Regions from separate parts of the Homo sapiens genome. Here region 1 is linked to region 2. A link is an interaction called in ENCODE POLR2A ChIA-PET data of the cell type or tissue named here. Cell type or tissue: CD4-positive, alpha-beta T cell. All regions are shown on one strand. Links, peaks and the distances in the headings refer to the core of each region. The heading gives the core; the rest is flanking DNA.

Region 1 (13,948 bases), core at 948-8,947, 270 kb before region 2:
CCCTGGACAAAAGAGCAAGCCCCTGTCTGGAAAAAAGAAAAAAAGTAAGTGTAACAAATGTCGTTCAGCTGATCAGTCTTTGGCCCTTTTGCTACTTTTATATGGGGTCCTTTTTATTAAACAGAATACTAATACAACAAATATAAAAGTATTAACAGGAAAATAATGTCATTTTACATCCACAATATTTTAAATAGCCTCCAATGTGTTTTCAAAGGTTTATCTCTATGATGTAATGAGATACAGTATAAAAGGATGAAAGTGTTTAACCTGATTGAAATACAGAAGGCAGGGATTATTTCCATTTTAGAGATACAATCACTAAGGCAAAGAGGTCAATGAGTTACCTAAAATCACAGATGTTCAGTGGTGGAGCTGAGGTCCGAACTCAGTTTTCCTGGCTCCCAATCCAGTCAATCTTTTGTTTCTTTTACTTTTTTCTTTTTTGTGTTTCGTTTTGGTACATACTTTCAGCCTTCTTAAAACTGTAGTGTTCAGTAAAATACACAAATCCTAAGTATATGACTTAATAAATTTTTTACAAAGTTAGTATCCAGATCGAGACAGAGTATTGCCTGCAACCCAGAAGCCTCCTTCATGCATGTCCCTTCCCAATAATTAACTACTCCACTGGTAACCACAATTCTGAATTCTATGACCATCAGTAGTCTTACCTGTCTTTTATCTAAATGGAATTAACAAACATATACACAGCCAGGCATGGTGGCTCACACCTATAATCTCAGCACTTTGCGAGGCTGAGGCAGAGGGACTGCTTGAGTCCAGGAGTTCTAGACCAGCCTGGGTAACATGCTGAGATCCCACCTCTACAAAAATGGGAGGATAGCTTGAGCAATCCTCCACAGATGGGGATGGCGACATGAGCCTGTGGTCCCAACTACTTGGGAGGCTGAGGCAGGAGGATCACTTGAACCCCAAAGTTGGAAGCTGCAGAGAGCTATGATCACACCACTGTAGTCCAGCCTGGATGACTGAATGAGACCCTGTCCCAAAAAAAAAACCAAAGAAAATAAAAAACAAAAAACAAGTATATACTCTACTGCATCTGGCTGCTTTTATTCAACATGTCTGTGAGATTCACCCAAATAAGTAAGTGCCACAATTGTTTCTTCTTGCTCATTGCTGTACGGTATTTCACTGTATAAATATCCCAAAATGTATTCATCTATTCTGTCTGACATCTGTGTATTTTTCAAGTTTGAGCTATATGAATAATGCCATTATGAACATTCTTATTTTGTAGATGAAGAAACAAAGGCCCTAAAAAGGGAAAAAAATACTTAAAGAAACACAGCAATTGGGCAACCCAAGTATATCCCAGGAGGCTTGATTCCCCTTTTACAATGTAACACAAGTCAGCAAGTCCATCTGAATCTTAACCTAAAGATCTTAAAAAATCTTGGACAATACAAAACCAAGTCTTAAGTTACAAATACTATGCCAAAGATTACTGTAGTTTCTGGTTATGAAAGTTACTTCATTTGTTTATGTGTGTCTATGTTTGGTTTTTTAAATTTATGTATCTACCTACCTACCTACCTACCTACCTATCTATCTATTTATTTATTTATTGACAGGTTCTCATTCTGTCATCCAGACTGGAGTGCAGTGGCACAATCATGGCTTACTGCTCCTGGGCTCAAGTGATCCTCCCGTCTCAGCCTCCTAAGTACTAGGACTATAGGCACACACCACTACACTCAGCTAAGAAGTAACTTATTTTTACACATATAACTATTCTATAGAGATTTACCTCATCTACAGTCAAATAAAATTTTGTTTCCCAGATTAGAAATGTACCAAATTGGGAATTCTACCAGAATATGAACAGAGAAAACAGTCCCAACTTATGAGCAGGTAGCATGCTAAAACTCTGCATTTAAATCAGCTGTTTGGAATTCAGAATGCATTTTCCCACAAAAATTATGTTATAAAAAGTGATCAGGTTTTCACGTCAGCCTACAAAAGCCAACTTCACAAAAATGTACCTGAAAATAGCACTAATAACAACACAGTCTTTAACCATTATGAATAAATGCTTAACTTCAAATAATGATTTATAAAACTATCTCCTAACACCCCAATCTCGTGTTAACTCATAAACTGTGGGAGGCCCAGTTCCAAATGCTTCTGTAACTGGCTTATGCCTTTTTTTTTTTTTTTTTTTAATCCCTCACTAACACTTTTGACTTTACGTTCCCAAATCCTGGGCCACAGAATTCAGACCACAAAATTCCTTAATTCCTATCCCTTAAGTAAATCTTTGAGATTTTTCACTGCTAGAAAAACTTTCAGGGGGGAGAGAGAGAAATTAGAAAAACAGAAGGAAAATCGTAAAATTTCAAGAAGTCTTAAAAAGTTGTTCTGTTTTTACCAAAACGGGCACAGAGTCAGGTAGGATTTTTCTAACCTCCTACTTTCATTAAAATATTCTTCTCGGGAGCCCTGCTCAATCTTTCTAGACTTCTTAAAATCCTAGGCTGGCCACCTCTGAGTGTCTCTCCTTTCACTAGGAAAGCCTCCAATTTAATTTCTTCTCACATTCCTTCTCATTACTCAGGGATAGCCTAAATGGAAAGATAAAGTGATATGTTGATAACATCAAGTCTTTAGGTATGCGCAGAAGTGAAATCAGGGAGAGATGAAGCCTAAGGGGTGCTCAGGCCATTAGGGTCACAATCTGTGACTTAGTTGTATACCAGTTAGAGGCTATATACAGATACTTTGGAGCAAACAAACCATTTCATAAATGGACACCAAACAAGTATCCAGAAATGAGAATGACCTACCTTATATATCACAATATAATATTCCTTTCTTCTTTAAGGCTCACATTATCTTTCCAGTAATTAGACCGAAGATGTATTCCATATTTTCTCCAAACAACAAGCACTAACCTGAATACACCACAAACAGGTACAATCCAAGGCATCAAAAGGCTAGCTCTAATTTGATGAAATTAATTTACCTACAAATGGAGAAATCGATTTCTATTTAGTCTAGGTGATAAAAACAAAAAGGACAACAGCTATCCTAGCCTTAAAATCCAATAAAGAGGGTGGTAAATGTCTCTGAAAATCAAAAGAAACCTACAAGTCATAAATGCCCTCAAAGGATTCTTAGGCACAGGAACAAGCGTTGATTCACTAAACATCAAAGAATGGATGCTTTAAAGAAAAAAGAAGGTAAGATTGTGTCATTCTATCAAGTAAGTCTTTAGAGTAAGTAAAATACCTTATGGGCCAAAAATTAAAATGAACTGCAAAACTTATGTACAAATTATTAACTATCACTTCTGTGACTGAAGCTAATAAGAGAATCACACACTTAAGTATGACAGTGTAAAGAGGTATCCAAAAGTAATTTGAGCTAGCTTAATACAGACAACTAAATACACCCTCAGAGAGCTGACAGCCTGTAAGCCAGCAGTCCCCAGCCTTTTTGGCACCAGGAACTGGTTTCATAGAAGACGATTTTTCCATGGATGGCAGGGGCAGGGGAAGGGGTGGTTTCAGGATTCAAGCACATTACATTTATTGCGTACTTTATTTCCACTATTACTACTACACTGTAATATATAATGAAATAATTATACAACTCACCATAATGGTAGAATCGGCGAGCGTTCTGAGCTTGTTTTCCTGAGACTAGATGGTCCTATCTGGGGATGATAGGAGACAGTGACAGATCATCAGGCATTAGATTCTCCTAAGGAACATGCAACCTAGATCCCCTGCAAGCACAGTTATAGGGCCTGCGTTCCTGTAAGAATCGAATGCAGTGGCGGATCTGAGCAGAGGTGGAAATCAGGAGATAATTCAAGTGATGTGGAGTGGCTGTAAAGACAGATGAAACTTTGATTGCTGTCCTGCCATTCACCTCCTACCCACTATTATTTTACATAAACTGGTCCTGGTTCCAACACTTACTGTGTGACCCTGGGCAAATTATTTAACCTCTCTGGGTCCCAATATCTACACAAATAAATTGGACTAAAAGTGGTAGCTACTTAAAGACTATTGTGAGGATTAAATGACAAAGTAAACTGTCTTCAGCAGCTCCAGGAACAGAGTAAATCTTCAATAAAGGTTAGCTACTTTATTTCATCCTCTTGATGCATTAGTTACTTGAAATCACATCTATGACCTATACTACCTTTGGAACCTTCACAATGCCCCAGGACAGTGCTTAAGGTCCAGTGAATGTTCAATATTTATTGGCTGACGACTACTGGTTTATATGGAAGCTAGAACCATGAAGCTGAAGAAGACTTTAGAAGTCATCTGGAAAAGTTTCACTCTATTCAAAAATAAGACTCATAGTGGATTATCAAATCTTCACTTGAACACTTATAGAGAGAGAAACCTGCATCTCAACAAAGCATAAAGGAATAGTTCTAATTATTAGAATGTTCCTTGAGATTTCATTATACTGAAATCTTCTCAAAATCTTGCTTCTCAAAATATTTCTGAAAGGCTGAATTCACTAGAGGGCATCACATATTAGGAGAAACTGTATCAGAAAGAATCACTAAAAGGAAGGAATCATTCAACATTTATTCTGGCTAAAAGAAAAATACTGGGCTGAGTTGTATAAAACAGGCATGCCAATTTAAAAATTATTCTATTTAAACATGCATTAAAATGTTCAGAATGAATTAAAATGAAGATTCTGACAAATTAGGTCAAAAATCATAATAACTGCAAATGTTGTTGTATAGGTCAGTAATCCAGATTATCATAGAGCTGGGACTCTTTCCAACCCCATTATATAGCCTCCAATAATTGTATGCAATTTTAACGGTTACATGTTTATTTAAAAAAAGCATATAATACCAGATTACATTTAATACTGCCCCTTGCAGCCAGCCTCCAAGTCACCACCAGCTATCCAAAAAAGACCCAGTGCCAAAAAGAAAATTATAAGTTTCCATAAGACTAGTAAGGGACCATGACTCAATTTTGTAATCCCAGAACTGTGGGAGTCTGAGACAGAAGTATCACTTGAGCCCAGGAGTTCTAGACCAGCCTGGGCAACACAGTGAGACTCTGCCTCTACAAAAAAAAAAATTTATTAACCAGTGGTGGTGGCACATGCTTGTAATCCCAGCTGCTTGGAAGGCTGAGGCAGAATAATCACTTGAGCCCAGGAGTTCAAGGATACAATGAGCTATGATTGTGCCACTGTACTCCAGCCTGGGCAACAGTTAGACCCTGTCTCACACACACAGAATAAGACTAGCAAGGTAAATCTGAACCTGGATCTGTGTATAACTAACAAATTTAAGGCCAGGTGTGGTGGCTCATGCCTGTAATCCCAGCACTTTGAGAGACCAAGGTGGGAGAATTGCTTGAGCCTAGGAGTTCCAGACCAGCCTAGGCAACAAAATGAGACCTCATCTCTACAAAAAATTTTTTAAAAATTAGCCATGTGTGGTGGTGCACACCTGTGATCCCAACTACACAGGAGGCTGTGCCAGGAGGATCACTTGAGCCCAGGAGGTCAAGGCTACTGTGAGCTGGGATTGTGCCACTGCACTCCAGCCTGGGTGATAGAGTGAGGCCCTATTTAGAAAAAAAAAAAAAAAAGTTAAATTATTTAAAACCAAATCATTAAAACTGTTCATTCATTAACCAGGTAATAGCACAATTTTAAAAGCTCATCAGGCTCAAAGAGGATCCAGAACTGTACTCAAATATCTGTGGCACACGCCTGTATTCCCAGCTACTCAGAAGGCTAAGGCAAGAGGATCAAGGAGTTCAAGCCCAGCTTGGGCAACATAGCAAGTCCCTGTCTCTTAAATTTAAAAAACATCTTTTAACCCCCACTCACTGCAAGTCACAGTAACATGTAGAGAAAAATCTGATGGAAAACTAGGCATGATTTATAGCACACCTCTACACTTTATCAGATTCTGTTTGATGGGAGCTATTTTACAACACTGTATAGACTATGGGTTAACTGAGGGACATGTAAATTCTATCCTGTCAGGGAGCAGGTTCAGTTGTCCTCCTGAGCTTCTCCCCAGCTCCCTCTCCCCAACAAACCAGTTTGTCTCCACTTGGGTCCATTTCAACATTTCTTTACTCCATATAAATTTGTGGGTTATTTTACTTTTCCATTGAAACAGGTATAACATTTGCCTTCTTCCCTGATTATGAGTTTTTCTTTAACACATGTATTTTCATAGCTGCATAAGTCATTATATTATCTTTAACACATTACACAGTTTTCTTATTATTGGTAAGATGTTGTTTGATACTCAGATACCAACACAAAAACAATCCAAACAGTGAATTGGACTGGAAAGGTCCACTGCCCATGTAAACTAATAAACAAGCCTTTGGGTTTTGAAAATCAATCCCTTATAAATTTCACTGGTATAAATTAGCACTGCATAAAACTAGGAAACCAGGTTTCAGAACCTTTAGAGCCAATATTCAGACTGCAGATAATGGTGAAGACATGAACTCTAGCAACCACAACCTGTTGCCCACTCATCTTCATTCCCTGTAAACAGTTAAAACAACTGAGGAAAATGGTCAATCCAATAGCACAATTTGTTTCAGATGATTTAAAAAAATAATTTTGGTAGACTCTGCTCCATAGAACGCATCCATGTTCATCTATCCATCCACAGAAGTAGGTTAATTTTTATGTCACTGAAGAAATCAACACAAAAAGTCTTTGTTTAGGTTCATAAATTATCACGATTATAAGGAATTATAGAATAAATAAAGGGATGAAAAAACATGTTGATAACCAAATTAAAGAGGATGTTCCAGATGCGGGTGACCCAAATCAGGAGAATCAGGTGGCTTTTAAGCTTACCAGGTTCTCTTCCGTCTACCTGCTCTCCTTATCCCAAGGACACTAACTTAAAAGAAAGATCGTAATAGATTCAGATTCCTTTTACTATAAGAAGCATACAACCCGCCCTCCTTGTTCAGAACTTTATATATATGTATACACACATACATATATATGTCTTCATAATAGCATATGCAACTGTCATATGGTAGTTATATATGTAATACAGTTAGACACATATAACTGTCTAACATATGTAACTGTCATACATATATAATTTTCCTATACACATAATGAATTAATCAGAAACATTCACTCCAGACAAACTATTTTCCAAGATGGAAATCTCTCTCCTGACTGGTGAGGCCATGGATATATGGTACACAAATATCAACTATATTCAGAGACAACAAATCATTTTTTTTTCAACTCCAGAGAAGACAGAAAGGCATAATTATGATTTAATGCAAAAATAGTTGCAACACACTATCCACAGCCAATCTTTTTTCTTCCTCATCACTGTGACTTAAAAGTTTCATCTAATGCATTAGCTAGACATGGCACAAAATGTTCCATTACAAGGTATTGTGGGGGGCAGGTAGGAGGGACTGGCAAGACTTGTGGAGACAAAATATTCTAATAGAACCTGGGTTTCTTCCTAAAAATATTTAGGAAAACTGAAAATTCCTGAAATTACCTGGAAAGGTAATCACCTCCTGACTCCCTGCAAAAAAATGTTTTTAAGATCTGGCCTACCATAAACATTTTGCATAAAACCTATCTGAATGTCATTAAAATGACTACAAAAACACAACAGAACACTTTACCAAATGCAAGAATAATGTGCATTCTGACACTAGGGGCACTTCCACTTTTATAAGAAAAGAAAAAGTTTCCATTTGTCTGAGCAACTTCTGATGCAACATTAGTAATTACAGTCCTTTCCTCCAGTGTAGGCCTCATAAACAAAAACTGGTTGATGTTTATAAACATTTATCTCAAATCAAGAAAGAAATTAACACAAAATAAAACATTAAAAGGCTTAATCTGGGCAAATTTTCCAGTTTTACAAGCCAGTGACAAAAAGTAAAGCCTTAGAAGGGGCTTAATTATCAACTCCAACAGTTTAGAGAGTAAAACCAAATAAACAAGTGGAATCTTCTATTCAGTGAGTTCTGAAAGTCTTGTCTCCTTTTAACTCCTTTTCCATAAATGCTTTCTGTATATTCTTGCCCATGTAAGCCCTAAGGACAAAAATTACAACCATGTGGATGTTTCTTCTGTTCTCAATTTTGAGACTATGTCCCATAAACTAGCAAAAATTTTAAATTAGCTTCTTTAAAGTTTTCCAGTTAACTCCACTCAGAAGAATGTTAAAGATTTAAAAGAAAAGGGCACTATGAAAAACCCACAGCAATGGTTCATGACAATGATGTTCATATTTCATGCTCAGGGATAAAGTGACTACAAGCTTTCCCCCTAAAATCAAGAATAAGACAAGGATGATTGCTTTCACCACTGTTATTCAACATTGTACTAGAATTTCTAGTGAGAACAATTAGGCAAGAAAAATAAATAAAATTCATCCAAATCAGAAGGAAGAATCTGCACATGACATGATCCTATGTATAGAAAATCCTTAGGAACCCACAAAAATACTACTAGAGCTAATAAATTCAGCAAAGTTGAAGGGTACGAGATCAACACACAAAAACCAACTATGTTTCTACGCACCAGTAATAAACAAACCGAAAGGAAAATTAGTAATTCCATTTACAATAACATCAAAAGAATAAACCTAGGAATAAATTTAACCAAGGAGGTAAAAGACACTTTGAAAACCACAAAACATTAACAAATTAAGGAAAATCTAATATATGGAAGGATATACCAGGTTTAGGGATTAAAAGACAATACTGGCCAGGCACAGTGGCTCACGCCTGTGATCCCAGCACTTTGGGAGGCTGAGGCGGGTGGATCACTTGAGGTCAGGAGTTCAAGACCAGCCTGGGCAACATGGCGAAACCCTGTCTCTACTAAAAATACAAAAACTAGTCAGGTGTGGTGGCACACACCTGTAGTTCCAGCTACTCAGGAGGCTGAGGCAGAAGAATCGCTTGAACCCGGGAGGCGGAGGTTGCAGTGAGCTGAGATCACACCACTGCACTCCAGCCTGGGCAACATTGTGAGACTCTATCTTAGAAAATAAATAAATAGGCCGGGTGCAGTGGCTCATGCCAGTAATCCCAGCACTTTGGGAGGCCAAGGCAGGTGGATCACGAGGTCAGGAGTTCAAGATCAGCATGGCCAAAATGGTGAAACTCCGTCCCTACTAAAAATACAAAAAATTAGCCAGGCGTGGTGGTGGGCGCCTGTAATCCCAGCTACTCGGGAGGCTGAGGCAGAGAATTGCTTGAATCCGGGAGGCAGAGGTTGCAGTGAGCCAAGATCGCACCACTGCACTCCAGCCTGGGCAACAGAGCAAAACTCTGTCTCAAAAAAAAAAAAAAAAGAATGAATAAATAAATAAAATGAAAATAAATAAATAAAAGACAATACTATTAACATGGCAATACTACTCAAAGCAATCTACAGACTCAATTCAATCTCTATCAAAATTCCAATAACTTTTGCAGAAATGGAAAAGCCAATCACCAAATATGAATGGAATTCCAAGTGGTTCCAAGCAGCCAAAACAACACTGAAAAAGAACAAAGTTGGAGGACTCACACTTCCTAATTTCAAAACTTACTAAGAGGCTACAGTAATCAAAACAATGTGGTACTGAAACTGCCTTTGCAAAATTATAACAGTGAGAAAACCCTAACGTAGCTGACTCCATCTTGCTTCTAACCTCATAAGCTGTCTCTGCTCATTCCTGCACATAGGCCAAGCCAACTATGGGAGGAATTTAGTTTGTATTTTAACTTTAAAGCAAATATGATAATAGTCCTTTCCCAAAACTAACCCCCTCCTTGTTTAGAGACCAAAACCATCTTTGTAAAAAATAACAAAAGGACACAAGGTCAGAATTACAGTAGGAGCCTGAATTCTGCTAAGACTTAAGCATAGTTAAATAATAACAAGACACTATTTTCTAACTTGTCTTTTTTGTAATTACTTACTAGACAGGAGTCACTAGCCAGTGGTCATAAGACTTGTAACTTCCCCGATTACCCCAATAGATTACCTCATTATTGTAAAACCCAAGGCTGATTCTTGAGGTATTTTTCAGACCTCGTGTTCTGGTGGACCAACTGATGCCACCTGGGTTACTCATACCATGAAATTGACTCAACTGGCCCTGTAACCCCCACCCGAAACTGACTCGACACACAAGACCATTTTGACACTCGTGTGATTTCATTCCTGACCCAACCAATCAGATGCAGATTCTTGCTGGGCGTGGTGACTCATGCCTGTAATCCCAGCACTTTGGGAGGCTGAGGCGGGTGGATCACTTGAGGCCAGAAGTTTGAGACTAGCTTGGCCAACACAGCGAAACGCCATCTCTACTAAAAAATACAAAAATTAGGGCCAGGTGCAGTGGCTCATGCATGTAATCTCAGCACTTTGGGAGGCCGAAGCAGGTGGATCATGAGGTCAGGAGATCGAGACCATCCTGGCTCTCTACTAAAAATACAAAAAATTAGCTGGGCACAGGTGGCACATGCCTGTAGTCCCAGCCAGGTGTGGTGGTGGGCACCTGTAGTCCCAGCTACTCAGCAGACTGAGGCAGAAGAATCGCTTGAACCCCAGAGGCGGAGGTTGTAGTGAGTCCAGATCACACCACTGCACTCCACCCTGGGTGACAGAGCTAGACTCCGTCTCAAAAAAAAAAAAAAAAAAAAAAGAAGAGACCTGTAGCCCAATTAATTGAGAGTCCAGAATTATGACCATACATCTATGGCCAACTGATTTTCAACGAGGGTGCAAAGACCATTCAATGGAGAGAGAACAATATCTGTAACAAATGATACTACTGGATAGCTACATGCAAAAGAAGGAAGGTGTCCTCAAACTCATTCAAAATCTATCAAAAACCTAAACACAAAAGATAAAACTATAAAATTCTTATACGAAAACAAAGGTAAATCTTCACAACCTTGGATTTGGCAAGGGATTGTTACATGTGACACCAGAAACATGAGCAACAAAAGAAAAAAAAAATCAACTGGACTGCATCCAGATGAAACACTTTTGCACGTGAAAGACCACCATCAAGAAAATGAAAAGACAACCCACAGAATGGAAGAAAAATTCACAAGTCAAGGGTCTAGTATCCAGAATACATAAAGAACTCTTACAACTCAACAACAAAAAGACAAATAACTTTTTTAAATGAGTAAAGGACTTGAATAGATATTTCTCCAAAGAAAACATACAAATGGTTGATAAGCATAAGAAAAGCTACTCAACATCATACATCATTGGGGAAATGCAAATCAAAACCACAATGAGATATCACTATATACCCACTAGCATGGGCACAATTTTAAAAATGGAAAATAACAAGCATTGGTAAGGATGCAGAAAATTTGCAACCCTCATATATTGCTGGTGGGAATGTAAAATAGCAGTTTCTCAAAGAGTTAAATAAACCTTGAAAACATTATACTAAGTGAAGAAGACACAAAAGGTCACGTATTGCATAATTTCATTTATATGAAATATTCAGAATAGGCAAATCCATAGAAATGAAAGCAGACTGGTGGTTGCCAGAGGCTGGGTAGAAGGGAGCAACTGCTTAATGGTACACAGTTTCCTTTGAGGTGATAAAAATGTTTTGAAACTAGACAGCAGTGGTGGTGGCACAACACATGAATGTACTCAATGCCACTGATTTGTCCACTTTAAAATGCTTAATTTCTTGTACAGTAAATTTCACCTCAATTAAAAAAAAAACAGATATATATCAAATGGCTATTTTTTTTCCCAACTATCCACAGTGGAGGTCATTTACAAATGACCACAATGGAAATTTCAATTAATTTTGCAGGGCAATTGCCAAGTCAATCCTAAGCCAAAAGAACAAAGCTGGAGGCATCACACTACCTGACTTCCAACTATACTACAAGGCTACAGTAACCAAAACAGCATGGTACTGGTACCAAAACAGAGAGAGAGACCAATGGAACAGAACAGAGCCCTCAGAAATAATACCACACATCTACAACCATCTGATCTTTGACAAACCTAACAAAAACAAGAAATGGGGAAAGGATTCCCTATTTAATAAATGGTGCTAGTGCTGGCAAAACTGGCTAGCCATATGTAGAAAGCTGAAACTGGATCTCTTCCTTACACCTTATACAAAAATTAATTCAAGACGGATTAAAGACTTAAATGTTAGACCTAAAACCATAAAAACCCTAGAAGAAAACCTAGGCAATACCATTCAGGACATAGGCATGGGCAAGGACTTCATGTCTAAAACACCAAAAGCAATGGCAACAAAAGCCAAAACTGACAAATGGGATCTAATTAAACTAAAGAGCTTCTGCACAGCAAAAGAAAGTACCATCAGAGTGAACAGGCAACTTACAGAATGGGAGACAATTTTTGCCATCTACTCATCTGACAAAGGGCTAATACCCAGAATCTACAAAGAACTCAAACAAATTTACAAGAAAAAAATCAAACAACCCCATCAAAAAGTGGGCGAAGGATATGAACAGACACTTCTCAAAAGAAGACATTTATGCAGCCAACAGACACATGAAAAAATGCTCATCATCACTGGCCATCAGGGAAATGCAAATCAAAACCACAATGAGATACCATCTCACACCTGTTAGAATGGCGATCATTAAAAAGTCAAGAAACAACAGGTGCTGGAGAGGATGTGGAGAAATAGGAACACTTTTACACTGCTGGTGGGACTGTAAACTAGTTCAACCATTGTGGAAGACAGTGTGGCGATTCCTCAAGGATCTACAGCTAGAAATACCATTTGACCCAGCCATCCCATTACTGGGTATATACCCAAAGGATTATAAATCATGCTGCTATAAAGACACATGCACACATGTTTATTGTGGCACTATTCACAATAGCAAAGACTTGGAACCAACCCAAATGTCCATCAATGATAAACTGGATTAAGAAAATGTGGCACATATACACCATGGAATACTATGCAGCCATAAAAAAGGATGAGTTCATGTCCTTTGTAGGGACATGGATGAAGCTGGAAACCATCATTCTCAGCAAACTATTGCAAGGACAAAAAACCAAATACCACGTATTCTCACTCATAGGTGGGAATTGAACAATGAGAACACTTGGACACGGGAAGGGGAACATCACACATCGGGGCCTGTCGTGGGGTCGGGGGAGAGGGGAGGGATAGCATTAGGAGATATACCTAATGTAAATGACGAGTTAACGAGTGCAGCACACCAACATGGCACATGTATACATATGTAACAAACCTGCACGTTGTGCACATGCACCCTAGAACTTAAAGTATAATTTAAAAAAAATAAAAAATAAATTTTGCAGGGCAAGCTTCTGATTATAATACAATAAAACTAAGAGTAATTCAAAACAAACAACCCTAAAGATTTGAAATTCTTAAGCCTTCCTAAATAACTGTTGAATTAATGAAAAAATTAAAAATATATAAGACTTGTAGTTCCCATATGCTGATGTTAATCCAGATTACCAGGGGGTGGGGAGCTTGTTAAAAATGCAGAAGCTCAGGCCCTATACCCAGTGTTAAGTAGAATTGGAATATCTGCATTTTTAATAAGCCTGCCAGCTGAGACTGATATTCACCAAAGTTTAGAACCAGTGCAACAGAATATTTAGAAAAAATATAAAGACATCGCATATCAAAAGTTACAGGATTCATACAAAGCTGTACTGAAATAGTTTCTAAAATAGTATTTAAATAAACAGAACATAAACTAAGCAATGCAAATTTTAAAATCAAGCAGTCAAATTTTTAAAATAAAAGGTGTGATTAAAAAACAAAAATAGAAATATGGATGACAGTAAAAATGATTGATTAGATAACAACACACAGAAAGGGTCAGGCACATTGACTCATGCTTACAATCCCAGCACTTTGGGAAGCCAAGGTGGGAGGATCACTTGAGTCTAGGAGCTCCAG
Region 2 (17,613 bases), core at 4,208-12,207:
TGCCTGGGGGTGTCATGCTTGCTCAGGGACTGGGGAGGACAGAAGCTTTGTCTCTGGGCTGCCATGTTGGCCAAAGTTTTTGTGCATTGGCTCAAGAGGCCAGAAACACAAGTCAATTCCAGTCACATTTCATTGGCCAAGGCAAATCTCTAGGCTGCTCCTGATTCAAAATGGGTGAGGACATAGAATCCTACTATGGGCCTGGCAGGCAGAGAGCCAGAAATATTTGGTGGGTAGCGCTAATGATGGCCACATCAGCTTTAGCAAATATTAACACATTGCCTTATTTGCTTCATGTCTTTTTACTTCAAAGAAAGTAAATATCAGCGATACAATTGAGTTCCTCTCTGTACACCTCCCTCATCCCATTTTCTTCCCTCATTTCCCAGAGCTAAGCACTGTTTTGAGATCAGTGTTAATCATCTTCACATGTGTTTTTATACTTTTACTATTTTTACTACATTTTTTATGTATCACAGACATTGCAAAGGATTATTATGCCAGCTTTTAAATTTTATATAGTGTATAATCATATCTGTAGTATCACTATCTTCTGCAATATTCATTTCTCCCTTAGCATTACAATTGTGAGATTTTTATCTATGCTGACACATACTGTGTTGTATTCCATTGTATAACTCTAATACAATTTAATTATTCTCTTGTGGATGGACATTTAAGCTGTTTCCAGTACTGCAGTGAATATCTTAATACATGTCTTCTTGACTATATGCCTAGGAGTGGAATTTCTGGACATGATCATCTTCATTAGTTGTTGCCAAATTGCTCTCTGGAGTACTTGGATCAACTTACAGTTCCACTAGCAGTGAATGAGACTCCATGATTTAACATCTTTCCCAACACTTGGCATTGACATACACTTTTGCTATCTGGTGGGTGTGAATGGTATCTCATTGTTGTTTGGATTTGTACTTCTTTAATAGTGAAAGTAAGCATCTTTTTATATTTTTATTGACCTGGAGTTTTTCTGTGAATTGATAGTTTTGTCCATTTTCCCCCATATGTTGTCTTTTTCTTATTAATTAGAGATATCGCTTTGCATATTGTATTCATTGCAAATATTATCTTCCAGTCTATGGCTTGGTTTTCACTTTGTTCTCATGGCCTTTGTTGTACAAAAGTGAGTTTTAATGTACTAGTCCACATTACCACTTTTAAAATTAAACTTACCCCAAGTTTCTATTTTCAGTGTTTTTAAATGAACTCTTCATCTTAAAGTCACAAAGAATTACAAAGAATTTTTCTATGTCTTCATCTTCTGTTTTAAAGTTGTGCTTTTTTTTTTAAGTTTTTAAGTTTTAAAGTTGTGCTTTTTTTTTTTTTTAAGATCACCCAGGAATGATCTGATGTAGAAATCTACTATTTTCCATATGGATAAAGGTTGCTCCTAGCACTCATTTATCAGATAGAATACCCTTTCCCCACTGGCGTGTAACATCATCTCTGCCCCATCTTCTTTCCAAACATGGGCAGGCCAGTGACTGGGCCCTTTATTCTGCTCCCTTACTTATCCTTGTGCGCAGACTATATTGTCTTCTTTTCTAAATATTTTGATAATAAATCTTGATATCTGGTAGGGCAAGTTCTTCCACCTTGTACTTTTTCAAAATTGTTTCTCAGTTATTCTTGGCCCTTTGTGCTTCCAAGGGAATTTTGAGATCAGATTGTCTAGTTCAAAACAAAGCAGAACAAAACCAAACACAATCCAAACCCAACCAAAAAAAAAAAAAAAAAAAAGCTGTGTTAGACTTCAGCTGAAATTGTATAATTGATTTGGGAACAATTGACATCTTTATTATTTTACATCTTCCTTTTTATTTGTTTCCTTTTATCTGGCGTGTTCTCATGCTTTCCAAGCCCTCCATAAGATCCTGAATTTCGTCCTCTTCTTCCCTCTCTAACTCTTCTTACTTTGACCCAAACATGACTGACTTTCTATTTCCTGTTTTGGCTTCAGTATCTTTCCTTACTATACCATCCATCTCTTTCAAAAGTCTCCTAATTCTTTTAACTCTTTTCAGATGTGCAAAAGGTGAAGCCCAGACGCATGTCATAATGATAGGAGGGGAAGGGAGTTCTGGCAGCCTCCTGTGAGGAGATAGGAAGGCGTAATTCCACATGGGGGGTGCACAATAATCTCTCTGAGCTTCAGGATGTAGTATGTGCAGTGGTTAACAGCCCAGCCTGCTCGGTTTGAATTCCAGCTCTATCGTTTACCAACTCTGATCTTGGGTAAATTATATAACCTCAGCATGCCTCAGTTTTCCCTTCTGTAATGCAGGGATGAAAATGTTAATTCTCTCACTGTGTAACTGTGGAAAATAAATGAGCTAAAGTATGTAAAGTACTGGCCGGGCACGGTGGCTCACACCTGTAATCCCAGCACTTTGGGAGGCCGAGGCAGGTGAATCACAAGGCCTGGAGCTCGAGACCAGCCTGGCCAACATGGTAAAACCCCATCTCTACTAAAAATTCAAAAAATTAGTCAGGCATGGTGGGGAGTGCCTGTAATCCCAGCTACTTGGGAGGCTGAGGCAAGAGAATCGCTTGAACCCGGGAGATACAGGTTGCAGTGAGCCGAGATCGTGCCACTGTACTCCAGCCCAGGCGACAGTGTGAGACTGTGTCTCAAAAAAAAAAAAAAAAAAAAGTTCGTAAAGTACTTGGGACAATGCCTGGCACATTGTAGGTGTCTCATATGTGTTAACTATGATTGTCATTACTGAGATACCTAAGGCACACTGGAAATATGGTTAGTTTGAATGTTCAACTTAGATAATGTCAGAGTAGCTCACTAATCTCAACGCCACAAATAGAACTTGCTGGTTAGCGTTGTATCTTCTCATTAAGCAGAAGGGCACCATGGTATGGTGGATGATTTAATCATTAGTGATCCCCAATGGTGCTAGTTTAGCTCAACTGTGTTGTAAATTTCACAGAATCAATGAATTCAGGGTTGGATGGTGGCCAAGATAATCTAATCCAATTTCCTAACTCATGTGTAAAACCTCTTCCAATAAAGCTTCTATAGAAAAGGCAGATTTTTATGAGAGAAGATCAGAAAGGCAGGAATAGTGAAAGAACATCAGACCTCTTGAAAAATGAAATCGAAGAGATGGTAGAAAATAGCATGAATCGATAATGGTTCAAAGGTTGCTGAGAGTAACCATTAAGAGAGACTGAAAGTGAGGGGGTGTTTCTGGAGAGCTGATAGCCTACATCCAGGAGAGAGAGACTTATCCAGGAAAAAGTCAGTTCCTGGGAAGCTAGGGAGTATTTCTCGAGATTCTACATGACTGCCTAAGTGGGCCATTTGAGGGGCTTGGAACATATCTCTCCCGCCTCCCTGCCACCAGGCTGCCAGGGAACGGTGCCCGCTTTGGGTTAAGACTTTGGATGCCCCTATTGAAAGGAAATATATATATAACGTACGAGCAGTAAGACTCCCACAGGGAGGGGTCTGCTTAAGGGGCTGCAGCCCCAGTAGAGGTCATGCGCCTGAGTGTGACGCAGCACAGTCATGAAGCTGGGCTCCCGCCCTGGCTCCACAGCACCTCTGACTCCAGCCCTGTGGCCACCTCCACCTCTCCATTCTCTTAGTTCATTCATTCGTTTAGCACACGGTGGGTACTGATGCCCCAGGAGTACAAAGACAAAACAGCACTCTACCCCTGCCTTTCACGGTGTGGTAGAAGGAAGCCATACCCAAACAGATAAGGGCAACGAAGCTGACCTTCTCAGAGCAGGTGGATAGTGTACTGGTTAGGAGGGCTGAATTTGGAACCAGAAGGGGGAAGCAAATAGTGAAGGGAGGCTATATTTGGAGGTAAGATGACTGAGAATTTTTTAGAAATAAAGAAAATACAAAACTTAGATTGAAAAATAAGCCAAGTGTTAAACAAGACAAATACAAAAAGGAACTCTCACCTAGATACATGGTAGTGAAATTTAAGAACATTAATGACAAAGAGAACATTCTCAAAACATGTATAAAGAAAAACTAGATCAACGAAAAGAGAAAAAGAATTAGAATGACAAAAAAACCTCGATAACAAAACCGGATACAAGAAGACAATGACGTTGGCAGGGCATGATGGCTCATACCTGTAATTCCAGCACTTTGGGAGGCCAAGGTGGGAGGACTGCTTGAGCCTAGGACTTTGAGACCAGCCTAGGGAACATAGCGTGACCTCATCTCTACTGAAAAAAAAAAAAGAAGAAGAAGAAAAAGACAACAAAGTAATATTTTAAAGTGTTGATGGGAAAGAACTTCAACAAACTATCATTTAAATAAAAGTAAAATAAAAATAGTATCAGGTATATAAGGCTTCAGATGGCTTATTCCTAAATCACTTTTGAAACATTCTTGAAGCTAATTTTTCAATAGAGAAATCTGGAAAAAAGGAAAATATATACATAAGTTCAGAAATGTGAGAAATAGTGTTTATCAACAACAAGACGTTGACCAAGCTGGTTTTTTGAAAAGGTTAACAAAATATATAAATGTCTGATGAGCCTGGTGGAGAAAAAAAAGAGAAGATAAAACCATGCATTAAATGCTGAAAGCCACAGGCTATGAAAAGTTTGAGACTAATACTATTATGAAGAATTATAATTTGGAGGCCTACTAAAATTGATACAATTCTGAAAAAATACAAAATTCCAAGACTGGAACAGAATAAATAACAAACTGTTTTGTCAAGTATTCAATTAAGAATTACAATATAATCAAAAACCTTTCTGAAAAGCCCTAGGCTCAGATGGTTTTACAGATAAGCTCTACCCACTTTTAAGGATGAGATAGGGCTGGGTGTGGTAGCTCACACCTGTAATCCCAGCACTTTGGAAGGCCAAGGTGGGTGGATCACAAGATCAGGAGTTCAAGACCAGCCTGGCCAACATAGTGAAACCCTGTCTCTACTAAAAATACAAAAATTAGCCGGGTGTAGTGGCCCATGCCTGTAATCCCAGCTACTCAGGAGGCTGAGGCAGGAGAATCACTTGAACCCCGCAGGCGGAGGTTGCAACGAGCTGAGATTATGTCGTTGCACTCCAGCCTGGGTGACAGAGTGAGACTCTTCTCAGAAAAAAAAAAAAAAAAAAAAAAAAAAAAAAGATAGATAATCTCTTGACATACATAAATTACCCCAGCAAATAGAAATGAGTTCCTCCTTTGCTATAAGACTGCTCTAATCTTTATTACAAAGTCAGAGGAGGATGGCAGAAACACACACACACAAAACTATAAGGCTATTTCATATTTGAAAATTCAGAATAAAATATGTTGATGGTATCCAATAGTGTATTTATTTATTTATAGCCTAATGTATTTTAATAACAAACATACAGGAATTGCACAGAAGACAGACAACATTAAAAATATGTATCTGTGGCTGAGTGCGAGGCTCACGCCTGTAATCCCAGCTACTCGTGAGGCTGAGGCAGGAGAATCACTTGAACCCGGGAGTTAGAAGTTGCAGATCACGCCATTGCACTCCAGCCTGGGCAACAACAGCAAAACTCTGTCTCAAAAAAAAAAAAAAAAAAAAGTACTTGCATGTAGGGCTCAGAAAAGTATAGTGAGTGCGTGGAATCTACTGTATGGTAAAAATGCTGCAAATACCATTTAGTCAATAAGACATTTATTTGTTATAAAAAATATTCAAGTGCTGACATTGTCCAGAAAAATTTAACAGGTTTATTTATAATTGTTATAAAGGTGAACTGCTAAAACGTATTCACTGAAACATTCTTTCTTGAATGCTTTATGTGCCCACATTTATATTAAAAATTCACATGAAAATGGAAAAGCTGCTGCTGTGGTTTGGATATGGCTTGTTTGTCCCCACCTGATGATATGCTGAATTTTTTTTTTTTTTTGACACGGAGTCTCGCTCTGTCGCCCAGGCTGGAGTGCAGTGGCACGATCTTGGCTCACTGCAACCTCTGCCTCCCCGGTTCACGCCATTTTCCTGCCTCAGCCTCCCAAGCAGCTGGGACTATAGGTGCCTGCCACCACGCCCGGCTAATTTTTTGTATTTTTAGTAGAGACGGAGTTTCACCATGTTAGCCAGGATGGTCTCGATCTCCTGACCTCGTGATCCGCCCACCTCGGCCTCCCAAAGTGCTGGGATTACAGGCGTGAGCCACCACGCCTGGCCATGTTTAAATTTAATTTCCAGTGTGGCCATGTTAGGAGGTGGCGCTTAGTGGGAGGTGTTTGGATCCTGGGGGCAGATGCCTCATGTATAGATTAATCCCCTCCCTGGGCATGGGGGTGCGGTGGGGATGAGTGACTTCTCACCTTATTAGTTTCTGCGGAGCTGGTTGTTAGATCCAGGTCCCCACAAACTCTTGTTTCCTCTCACCTTGTCATCTCTGCACATGCTGGCTCCCCTTGCCTTCCACCATACACGGAAGCCGCAGGACGCCCTCACCAGATGCCCCGTCTTGAACTTTCCAGCCATCAGAATAGTGAGCCAATTAAACCTTTTTTCTTTATAAATTACCCGGCCCCAGGCATTCCTTTATAGCAGCCCAACATGGACTAAGACAATTGCCAATACCTGATGTTTCTGTCCTATTTTTCCACATGCAATCATATATTTAGGTACCTTTTGATCCCTTGGGGGGGAAAATCTAATGGTCAGAACTACCAATAACAGAAAGAAGATTTTTTTTTTTTTTGAGAATGAAATGTTCCCCATCATAACAGATTCTTAAGCATGCCCTCCATATATCTGGAGTGCGGGCTGGATATATTTTGGCATAATTGTTACATGTTTGGCACCACTAGCACACAGGTTGGTGTCTTCAAAAAGGCCAAGCAGATAGGCCTCACTTCCCGCAAAACACCAATAGCTGTGTTCTGGAAGCACGATCTGTTTTGAAGTTCTGAGCAGTTTCTCGCACCAGACTCTGGAAGGAGAGTTTGCGAATCTGAAGCTCAGTGAACTTCTGAAAATGTCCAAGTTTGTGCATTGCCACAGTGGCAGGCCTGAAAGCACCCCTCCGGGATAGTCCTAGAGGTTTGGCCAAAGCAATAAAACTAGAAAAATAAAGAAGGACCATAAAGGTAGATGGATATTTCAGGGTTATGCTAAGAATCAGAGTAGGCCAGGTACAGTGGCTCACACCTGTAATCCCAGTACTTTGGAGGCCAAGGCAGGATTGTTTGAGCCCAGGAGTTTGAGACCAGCCTGGGAAACATACTGAGACCCTGTCTCTACAAAAAAATTTTAAAAATTAGCCAGGCATAGTGGCACATGCTTGTAGTCCCAGCTACTCAGGAGGCTGAAGTAGGAGGATTGCTTGAGCGTGGGAGATCGAGGCTGCAGTGAGCTGTGACTGTGCCACCGCACTCTAGCCTGACAGAGTGAGACTTCGTCTCAAAAATAAATAAGATCCAGAAATAACTAAGCCATTTTTAATAGAAAGAGAGAGAGAGGAAGAAGAAGAGAGGAGAGGAGAAGAGAGGAGAGGAGAGGAGAGAAGAGGGACAGGGCGGGGCAGAGCGGAGAGGAGAGGAGAAGAGAGGAGAAGAGAGGAGAGGAGAGGAGAGGAGAGGAGAGGAGAGGAGAGGAGAGAGACAGGTGACCTTACCACAAAGCCATGGTAGTAAAGGATGTGGTATTGGTACAGAAACAAGCAAATCATACAGAACAAACTAAAGAGCTCAAAAATATAAAACCCATTTTTCAATATGAAAACTTGACTTATGATAGAGGTAGCACCCCAAAACAGTAAGAAAAACATGAACTTGGGGACTGGTGGTGGGCTCTAACTAGCTCACTCTATGGAGAAAAATAAAGCTGTATCTCAACTTTATTATATCATAGTCAACTTTATATCATATTCTAAACTCCAGATGGAAATGTGGAATATCTTTGTGAACTCAGGGTGGGAAAACACAAGCCATATTTCTCTTTAGTGAAATTTACAGATAGCTGAGTGACAGTTGGGGAGAATATATTTGCAAACAACAAGAGATGTACACCTAGATTATACAGAGAGCTCTTGCAAACCAACGGGAAAAAGAGAACAATATGTGGGGGAATGGGAACACAAACTGGAAATGATAGGAAAATGAAATAAAACAAGAGAAGGCCTTTGCACAGCTTGACAATGGCAATGTACTGTAAATTGAGAAGGGAAACAGATGCAGAGAAAGGGTCATGGGCTGGAAAATAGCAGATTGACTCCTGGAGTCTTGGATTGCTGATATTCCAATCTTGTGCATGTTCCAGAGTTTTCTTGCTGCCTCTGGGTCCTGGAGGCATCCTCCTGGGGGAAGCCTCTTCTTCAGATGCACCCTGCTGTTGATACATCCTGCCTGAAAGGAGCCTTTGCAGCAGTCCTCACTGGCTCCCTTCTGCTTTCTTAGGCTTTGCTCTCAATGGTTTTCCTGCACTAACTTCCAGACCTCTACGGGCTTGGAAAGGATGTAAGCGGCTAGAATGGCAGGCTTCTGCTCCCTGCTGGCCACTCATGAGCATTACCCTGACAGCTAATCCAGCCATCAAATTCCACCAAATCTGTTTCTTCTTTGAGATCATTTTCTTTCCTGAAGATACATATTCTAAGGATTTTTTTCAGCTCTTACTGTATCTGAACAAAATAAAAATTATGATATTATACTATAAACATCAGACTACAAATCAAGAAACCTGGACTTGAAGCACGTGTCTTTTGTGGGATATTGGGCAAATCTTTCAGCTTCTTTATGCATATTTCCTTATTTGTAAAGTACGTATAATATAATTCTACACATTTTTGAGGGATAGGGTGTATTTGAGAGTGTCACAGAGCTGCGACTGAGGAAATTCCCAGTTAATATTCATTGATATTCATGGCTTTGCAGCGTTGCCACTGTCATTATTCCTCTGCTTATAGGAGACCTGAATTCAGTTCACATATTTCAAAGAACTGTAGAATTGAAAGGTACTTAAAGGCAGTCACAAAGTGGTTTTAAGAGGTTCCTTATAAGGCACATTAAAAGTAGCCAACACCCTTTCCATTGCTTAAATACTCCTGCCCCAAAACCTTACAAAAGGCCTCTGGTGGGAAATTCATTATCTCAAAAAGCAGCCCATTCCCTCATTGGTCAGCTGTGCCTGGGAGCAAGCTCCCTCTCCCTAGTAGGAGAGAACTCCACTTGACAACACCTGCTGAGCCCCAGAATTGAGGTGAAGGGGCAGGTTTGGGTCATATGCTATTTTCTGCCAAAATTCACTGGCTTTACTCATCCGTGGATTCATTTGGACTGGGGACTGCATGATTTTGCATTTATTAAAATATCTCATTCATGAATTCCCCAACACTGGAGTTTCTCTGGGAGAAACAGTCTCCTACCTTACCATGCAGGTGTTCTTGCACACCCTCTTGGCCACTCATGCTCAGTATGAAGTCCCGCCCAGCTGATTGACACCTGCAAGGTAATTGGGGGGCAAGTAAGCCAGGCTGGCATAAAGATTTAGTGAAGGGACCAGCGTAGTGGCTCACACCTGTAATCCCAGCACTTTGGGAGGCCGAGGCGGGCAGGTTGCTTGAGGTCAGGAGTTCAAGACCGGCCTGGCCCACGTGGCGAAACCCCATCTCTACTAAAAATACAAAAATTAGCCGGGTGTGATAGCAGGTGCCTGTAATCCCAGCCTCTTGGGAGGCTGAGGCAGGAGAATTGCTTCAACCCGGGAGCCAGAGGTTGCAGTGAGCCAAGATCACACCACTGCACTGCAGCCTGGGTGACAGAGCAAAACCTTGTTTCAAATAAGTAAATAAATAAATAAATAAATAAATAAATAAATAAATAAATAAATATATAAGTGAAGGGACCAGCTGAGGGCATCTGGCAGGAAGAGCACAAAAAGCAGGCAGCTGGAGTGCATGCAGACAGGGAGGAGGAGGCTGACTTTAGCTACCTGACACTTTTGGTGGAGGAGCTGCTGAAAATCATTTCACAATTTAGCCTTTGCCACTTGAGGGCCAGGTTTTGCATTCCTACATTAAGAAATCGCCCAGCCTGGAAGGCTCCATCTCTCAGCTGCTCACGGCCCTGCCCATTCTCTCCAGAGCTCAAATCTGAGAGCTGAGGTTCTGCCCTGCACTCATTGTGTTCCTGTTTAATCCACGTTCTGTACCCTCTGGAGGAAGTGAGAGGAAGAGCAATGATGGGGGAGATATGGGCAGGTTCCCCCACTCCCTCCTCTCCTTTTATTTGTATTTATAGAGGCAACATTTCCCTGTTTCACTATTTGTGGGGCCTCTAGATAGAATTAATTCTGCTTTTTAAAATCTCCCCTGCTAGACTGTGCATACCCTGAAGGCAGAAGCTGCGGCTGATCTGCTCATATCTCAGGAGCCCACATAGTGCCTGGTATATGACAAGCACTCAAAAATGCGTGTGGAATTTAAATGTATAGCGAGGCATCGGAATGGTTTCAAGTTAGCAATTTGACATCATTTAGTCTAGTGGTATTGAAACCTGAGTGTACATTAGAATCATTTTCAGAGCTTTTAAAAAATATTAGTGCCTGAGTCCCTCCTCAGGCCAATTAGGTCTGAATCCCTGAGAGTCACTTTTTGATGGTTAAAGACCCAGAAAGGGCTCATCGCTTATGGCATGATGCAGTGAATCATTTTAGAAAATGGACATTGCTTTCTAATACACAATATTTATCCATCTTATTATGTTTGAGTTATCATAGAATGCATTTTAAGTTGTGTTCACATGAGCAAAACACATAGAAAAATTTTTATAAAAGTAACTGGGAGGTGGGAGGCCGGGTGTGGTGGCTTACATCTGTAATCCCAGCATTTTGGGAGGCTGAGGAGGGTGGATCACTTGAGGTCAGGAGTTCGAGACGAACCTGGCCAATGTGGCAAAACCCCATCTCTACTAAAAAATACAAAAATTAGCCTGACATGGTGGCACACGCCTGTAGTCCCAGCTCCTTAGGAGGTTGAGGCAGGAGAATCACTTGAATCCAGGAGGTTGCAGTGAGCCAAGATAACATTACTACACTATAGCCTGGGTGACAGAATGAAACTCTGACTCAAAAAAAAAAAAAAAAAAGCAACTGGGACCTATGGAAAGAAAAAGGTAATTTTCACTGGGTATACAGAGGCTTGCCCATTCATGGGATGGCAAAAGGTTCAGCATAAGATCATAATAGTTGAGCCAAATGCTATTTAAAAGAAATGAATAAGTCAAAGGGGATAGAATGGGGTGAGAGAAGAAAGCCCCCCCAACACTGCCACCAACTCCCCACCCCTCACCTGAGTGTCCTCTTGTGATCCCTTCTTTGGAAATCTATATATATCTGAAAGTTCTTCTGTTTAAATGATCAAAAGTGATAAAAATCTAAATGTGGGTTTTAATTTGATTAAAGTGTCTGCTGAGAGATTCTCGCTTGGCTGGCTTCTTGCCTGTTAAGACTCAACTGCATGAAGATAGCAGGGAGCATTTACAGATTGCAGGATTCAGGACTGGGGCAAGGTGGAGGTGAGGAAGAAACTCAGCACCTGTTCCTCTAAGCATGGTTCTGGGCTGGCAGCATGGACCTTGCCTGGGAGTGCATTAGACCTATTGAATCTGAATTTGCATTGTATTAATAACAAGACTCCTGAATGATTTACAGACACACTAAAGGTTAACATTACTGCCTTAAAGAGTGCCCACCCCAGCCTCTGCCTGGTCATTGCCATGAGCTTTCCATAGAGAGGGCTAGAGCTTTTCTTTTGCATTCCAGTAGCCAGTATGTAGCTCTTCCAATATTTTCAAAACCTTTCTGAGCCCTTTCTGACCTTTTCTCTTTATAGGGAAAAGAAAAAAAATTAAAAAGAAATGAAATAGCTGTCATCACTGATTTGAGGCCCCCAAGGGAGAGAGGAAGAGATCAAAAGTCAACATCTGTGATTCTGCAAATAGAAAATGAAATGATTCCCAGGCAGCCTGGGAAGCAGCTCTAGGTTGCTGGGCTGGTCCTCCATGGTCCCATTAGAGGTGACTGTGCTCAATCCAGAGCCTTTAAAGGGAACCCCATGGCTGATGGGCATGGGGAGGCAGGAGTGCCCAGCCCTACTCCCAGGGAAAAGCAACATGTGCCTGGCAAGGCCTGGGACCAGAGGAGTAAGGCTCATGGAACCCTTCTGCTCGCTGGAGACCTTTACGAAGGAACAGAGCAGGATGAAATATCACCTGGATGTAGGGCACTTTGCACAGGTAAAATTCCAGTTACCTTCCCACTCCCTGTCTCTGAGATGGAGACTTGTCCTTCTTCCATCTGGGGACTGAGTCCACCTGGGATGCACACAATAGTTCAGAGCCCTGAGCCTTCTTGCTGTGTTACTGGCAAGTTGTTTTTCAGAGAGAAAAGCTAGAGTGTGGCAGAGAAATCAAGCAGCCAGTGTGGTGGGCATGATGGAGGAGTGGGGGATTCGTTCCAGAGACGGAGGTCTCCCACAAACCCCTGTATCCTCAACCTCACTGGGTTTTCCCGTCAGGGCTCCCAGAAGAGGCAACAGAAGCAAAAGGGGTGGATGTTACAGCTGGTGTTCAAGAGTCCTCTTGTGGGTCAAGTGCGGCACTAGGTCTTTTGCAAGCATTCCCCCTGCCACTCCTAACTAGAACCCTGCAAGGTAGGCAACTGCTCATTTTACAGAATAGGAAGCTGAAGCTCAGAGGCAATGAGTACCATTCCCAAGTTCAAAGAAGTAATAAGAAAATCTAAGGTCAGGGCTTGTAGAAAATCTAAGGTCAGTGATCTTTTCCTTGCCATACCATACCTGCCTCTGCATCCAGGGATTAAAAAGCACCCAATTCGAGTCTCCATTTTTTCTTTTCTTTTTCTTTCTTTCTTTTTTTTTTTTTTTTTTTTGAGCTGGAATTTTGCTCTGTCGCTCAGGCTGGAGTGCAATGGTACAATCTCAGCTCACTGCAACCTCCACCTCGCAGGTTCAAGCAATTCTCCTGCCTCAGCCTCCCGGGTAGCTGGGATTACAAGTGCCTGCCACCACGCCTGGCTAATTTTTGGTATTTTTAGTAGAGACGGGGTTTTACAATGTTAGCTAGGCTTGTCTCAAACTCCTGACCTCAGGTGATCCACCTGCCTCAGCCTCCCAAAGTGCTGGGATTACAAGCATGAGCTACTGTGCCTAGCCAAGTCTCAGTTTTTGAATTAATTAGTCCCAAAACCTTAAGCAAATCCCATCATTTACTGTGGCGTTGGTTTGTTTATTTTTTTGAATGAGAATATTAATAAGCCTTCTTTGTATTGTAAAGTGCCTGGCACACAGCAAATCGCCAATGGATTCTAGTTTTCTTCCTTCTTCCTTTTCAAATGAAGGGACTGGCCTTGGTACTGAGGCGTAAGTCATGAAGGTTTAAGATCGTATTACTGGCCCTCAAGTAGACTGACCATTCTCAGGCCAGGATTAAGATGCAGGGAGCCAAGGGCACCTCCAGCAGAGCTCCTGAGTCAATCAATGGCCACGTAGTTTTGTTCTCCACACCCAAGTGCAATTCCTCATCGGCTTCCTTGGCTCTCAGCTCTGTATACCCTTCTCCTCCATTTAGCCCAAGGACCTCCAAGGAGACAGGCTCACCTTGGCCCAGATGCAGTTTACTTTTCTCTGCTCTGAATTCTAGCCAAGAGTGAAAATCAAATGTACCAGCCTTGGGAACATCAGTTCCTCAGCCCCCTGGCAGCATTCCCAGCCTAGAGGGAAATGAAACCCCTAAGAGGAGCGTGTTCCGGGAGCCAGGACAAGAATGGTCCCTGGACTCCGCCATGTCTTCTCCAGCCTGCATCTCCTCTCTCCAGCCAGGAGAACACACCTCAAGAGTGGTCACGGAGGGTCTGAGCAATTCGGTAGAGAGGGGCCCTGGGCTAGGGTTCCCTGGCGTCCAGAACTGAATGCCTGGACTTCTGTTTCACTGAGCATTTCTTTCCCGACCTAGTACCAGTAAAACAAAAGCAGACCTGTTCCTGGCTTAAACATCAGGAGTAGAGATAAACATTGTCTTCCTTTAGATATTCTTCCCGAGATGTTTGGATTGTAGTTCCTTTTATGGATAAAACTTTAAATGCTGGTGCTCTTTAACCCAGCAATTCCATCTTCCTGAGGACAGATTCAAGGATCTGAACAAAGATGTACACAGATGTTCATGACATTGCCACTTATAATAATAAAAAATTGAAGACAGAATAATGTCCAACAATTGGGAAGCAGTTAAATAAATTATGATATATCTTTATGATGGGCAATTATACCCATTAGAGTGATGTTTTCCAAGAATTTTAATGGCTGGGAATATATAAGAATCTTGTGAAGAGAAAAGTGGGATTCAGAACTACATAAACTAATTATATAATACACGTGTGTATAATATATACACCCATGTAGAATAATATGATATGCATATGTATACATTTATAATATATAATGGAAAAATATGTGAAAGAAAAAACCATAAATATTAACAGTCCCTATCTGTGGATTATTTAATTATAGTTTTATTTGTTTCCTTATTTAATCTTTTCTATATTTTCCATGTTTTCTTGTCAGAATTTAAAAATATACTTGATAGGGGAGAAATGTTTGTTTGAATAAAAGGGACACAATTAAACTCCATCAATCAGTACCCATCATGAAGGGTACAGGTGACTCCATGAATTTGCAGAAAGAATTTTGAAAAGAACACTAAGAGCCCAGGATATCAGGCAGACGTAAAATCTAGCTTTTAGTGTCTCCCCCATATCAGTTTTGGTTGCATAACAAAATCATGTGACTAAGAACAACAATAATTTATTCAGTTCCTGATTCTGGGCTTAGCTGGGAGGTCCTTTCAGTCTGGGCTAAGCTTGGCTGTTGTTCCCTGGACACACTCACTTGTCTGGGGCCTCAGCCAGGATGATCTGGGGCCTCTCTCCATGTAGTGTCTTTTCTTTTAGGCTTGTCCCATGTGGCAAAACTAGATTTTAAGAGAGAACTGAAGCTATAAAGTCTCTTGAGGGCTATGCTCAAAACTGGTGAGCTGTCACTTGCATGGCATTCCAAAGCAAGTCACAGGCCAGCCCAGACTCAAGGGGTGAGAAATAGACTCCGTCTCTTGACGGGAGAAGCTTAGGGTACTTCGACCTTGTTGGCAGATTACAATATTCTTGTTCAGTGAAACTCCATTTCCATGAAAATAGCTCTTGATAAGATGAAAGTTTTTAAAAAACGTAATGTCAAATCTTGAAATCATCTGTGGTAACTTATACCTAAATAGTATTAGTCTGTGGTTGTCACCTTTTCTTTTTTTAACCAAGCAGGGCCTAGTCCATTAGTGCTGATGGATTTGTTACATGAGTTAAAGTGGTGTGTATATAAAATATTTGTAATAGTGCCTGGCAAATACTAATCACTATCAAAATATTAGTTATCATTATTGTTAATGTTGATTTTTATACATAATCTGTGGTGAACTCAAATTCTAAACGGAGTTTGGGGTAGAGAGGGGCTATTTCTGCTGCCTGTAAGAAGTGCATCCCTGGCCGGGAATGGTGGCTGATGCCTGTAATCCCAGCACTTTGGGAGGCCAAGGTGGGCAGATTATGAGGTCAGGAGTTTGAGACCAGCCTGGCCAACACAGTGAAACCCCGTCTCCACTAAAAATACAAAAAGTTAGCTGGACATAATGGTAGGCACCTGTAATCCCAGCTACTTGGGAGGCTGAGGCAGGAGAATTGCTTGAACACAGGAAGTGGAGGTTGCAGTGAGCCAAGATTGTGCCATTGCACTCCAGCCCGGGTAACAGTGCAAGACTCTGTCTCAAAAAAAAAAAAAAAAAAAAGAAGTACATTCCAATAACCCCTGCTCTCAGCCACGTTTGGAGACGCTCAGATGTCTATATGCATTCTTGGCTCCATTCCCTTCCCGCAGGGACCAGGTTTTTGCTGGGAATACAAGTCTATCCTCAAAGAGATTTGTGTCTATAGCAAGACAGCCCTCCGCCTGGAGCCCTGGATTTTTACCCACACCAGCACACACTTGCATCATTTGCTGCTAGCCCTAAAGGCAGGGAAAGACATGAGCAGTAGAACTGAAGGGGCCAGGGAGACCTCCAACCCTGCTGTACACTTGTGTAAGCTTGGCCACATTCCTATGGGAGAGGCTATCCTTACGTGAGTTTGGTGCCTATGTACATCACTTTAACCAGAAATACTAAGGAATTTTCAGAATTCCCTTTCTTGTACTGTTCTAGGCTAGGGTTGGCCATAAGAGGAGTTCATGAGATTTGGAAGTGGAAGTGAAATAGCAGCCATTTCTATGCTCTGAAGGTTGATGTGGGCTCAAGCACACAATTGCTGGTCTCCTGGCCACCTTGTGAGCGTGAAACAGCAGCTGAGTCCACAGCCCTTATTGGTCTTGTCGAATCTTCTGCTTCTCCAAATCCTGGGCCAGCTTGTGCAGCTCTGTGGGGCACCAGTGAATCCTGCAGGTCACTTGCATCACTGAAAGAGAGTGAGACAAATGTGAGTTCCAGTTTGTCCTCCAGGGTCCCAGTTTGTCTTCATGGGTTCTAATCTAGTCTTACTCTCCCCCTCTTCACACTCATCTCTCCTTTCCAACTGCTGGCTCTACTGACTTAGGACCAACACTGGACATGGCAACAGCTGCATTGGGCAGACTGTTGAATCAGCTCCCACAATTGTGTAAGGTCTAATTCCCCCAAATGTCTTCATTCTATATCACTCATAGTGGCTCTTCCTTTTCGATCAAACCCCAGTGGATATATTGAGGGGCTCAGTGACACACAATGACACATAGTGTCAGGCTTTGATCCTAAGACACTCTACAAACCCATCCTCCCTCCATGATAGTGCCACCATGTCCTCCTCTTTTTAATCTTTGGCTAACTTATTCTACCACAAAACTGGCCCAGTTTCTGTAGCAAACCAATAGGTTGGAGAAAAATTGGAGTGAAGAATGGGAGAGGGTGGACTGCTAGGTTATAAGAGAATTAAGAGACAGAATCACCAAATGCAATGTGTAGACCTGATTCAGGTCCTAATTAGAGTAAACCATCTCTAAAGGGATATTTTTGAGATAAATGGAAAACTTAATTAGAGTGTAGATACGAGATAATATTAAGGAATTCCTGCTAATTTTGGTAGGTGTGACAATGACATTGGGGCTCTGTAGGAAAAGTTCTCATTTTTCAGATGCATACTGAAATGACACAGTGCTTAGTGCTTTTTTCTTTTCAGCAAAGATAAAAAAGGATAAATGAAGTATCTTAAGTCTATTTGGGCTGCTATAACCAAATAGCATAGACTAGGTGGCTTTTGAACAACAGAAATCCATTTCACACTGTTCTGGGGGCTGAGAAGTCCAAGATGAAGGTGCTGGCCAACTTGGTGTCTGATGAGGGCCTGCTTCTTAGTTCATAAATGGTGCCTTCTGGCTGTGTCCTCACATGTTGGAATGGGAAGGCAGCTCTCTGGGGCCTCCATTAAAAGTTTCCAGTCTGCTAATATCAACCCAATAGAATGGTATTAAGAGGTGGGGCCTTTGGAAGGTAAGATTAGGAGATTATCACCTCCCAAA

Evidence for each region. Peaks named below come from ENCODE experiments on the same cell type or tissue, not always from the same donor. Only the 100,000 strongest peaks of a DNase experiment are listed, where the experiment ranks them.
Region 1: POLR2A ChIA-PET joins it to region 2 with 10 read pairs; 6 of 35 experiments call an interaction of 5 or more read pairs at or near these places.

The regions. Positions count from the first base shown.
Region 1 is chr2:30,466,311-30,480,258 of GRCh38, reverse strand. All of the region lies in intron 1 of LCLAT1 (lysocardiolipin acyltransferase 1), which reads right to left. Among named protein-coding and RNA genes, the nearest start is that of LCLAT1, 26 kb to the right of the region's middle. In CD4-positive, alpha-beta T cell, for the core only: a CTCF peak has its summit at 4,515 (motif pointing right); no DNase peak of the experiment used is centred there.
Region 2 is chr2:30,199,438-30,217,050 of GRCh38, reverse strand. LOC124907749 (a long non-coding RNA gene) reads right to left here. Exons shown (of 2, transcript XR_007086267.1): 2 at 14,811-16,517. It also overlaps the pseudogene H3P5. Among named protein-coding and RNA genes, the nearest start is that of SNORA10B, 21 kb to the right of the region's middle. RefSeq lists a silencer at 8,219-8,443. In CD4-positive, alpha-beta T cell, for the core only: CTCF peaks have their summits at 8,293 and 8,501 (motif pointing left); DNase peaks (open chromatin) are centred at 7,627 and 8,480; H3K27ac peaks cover 434 bases.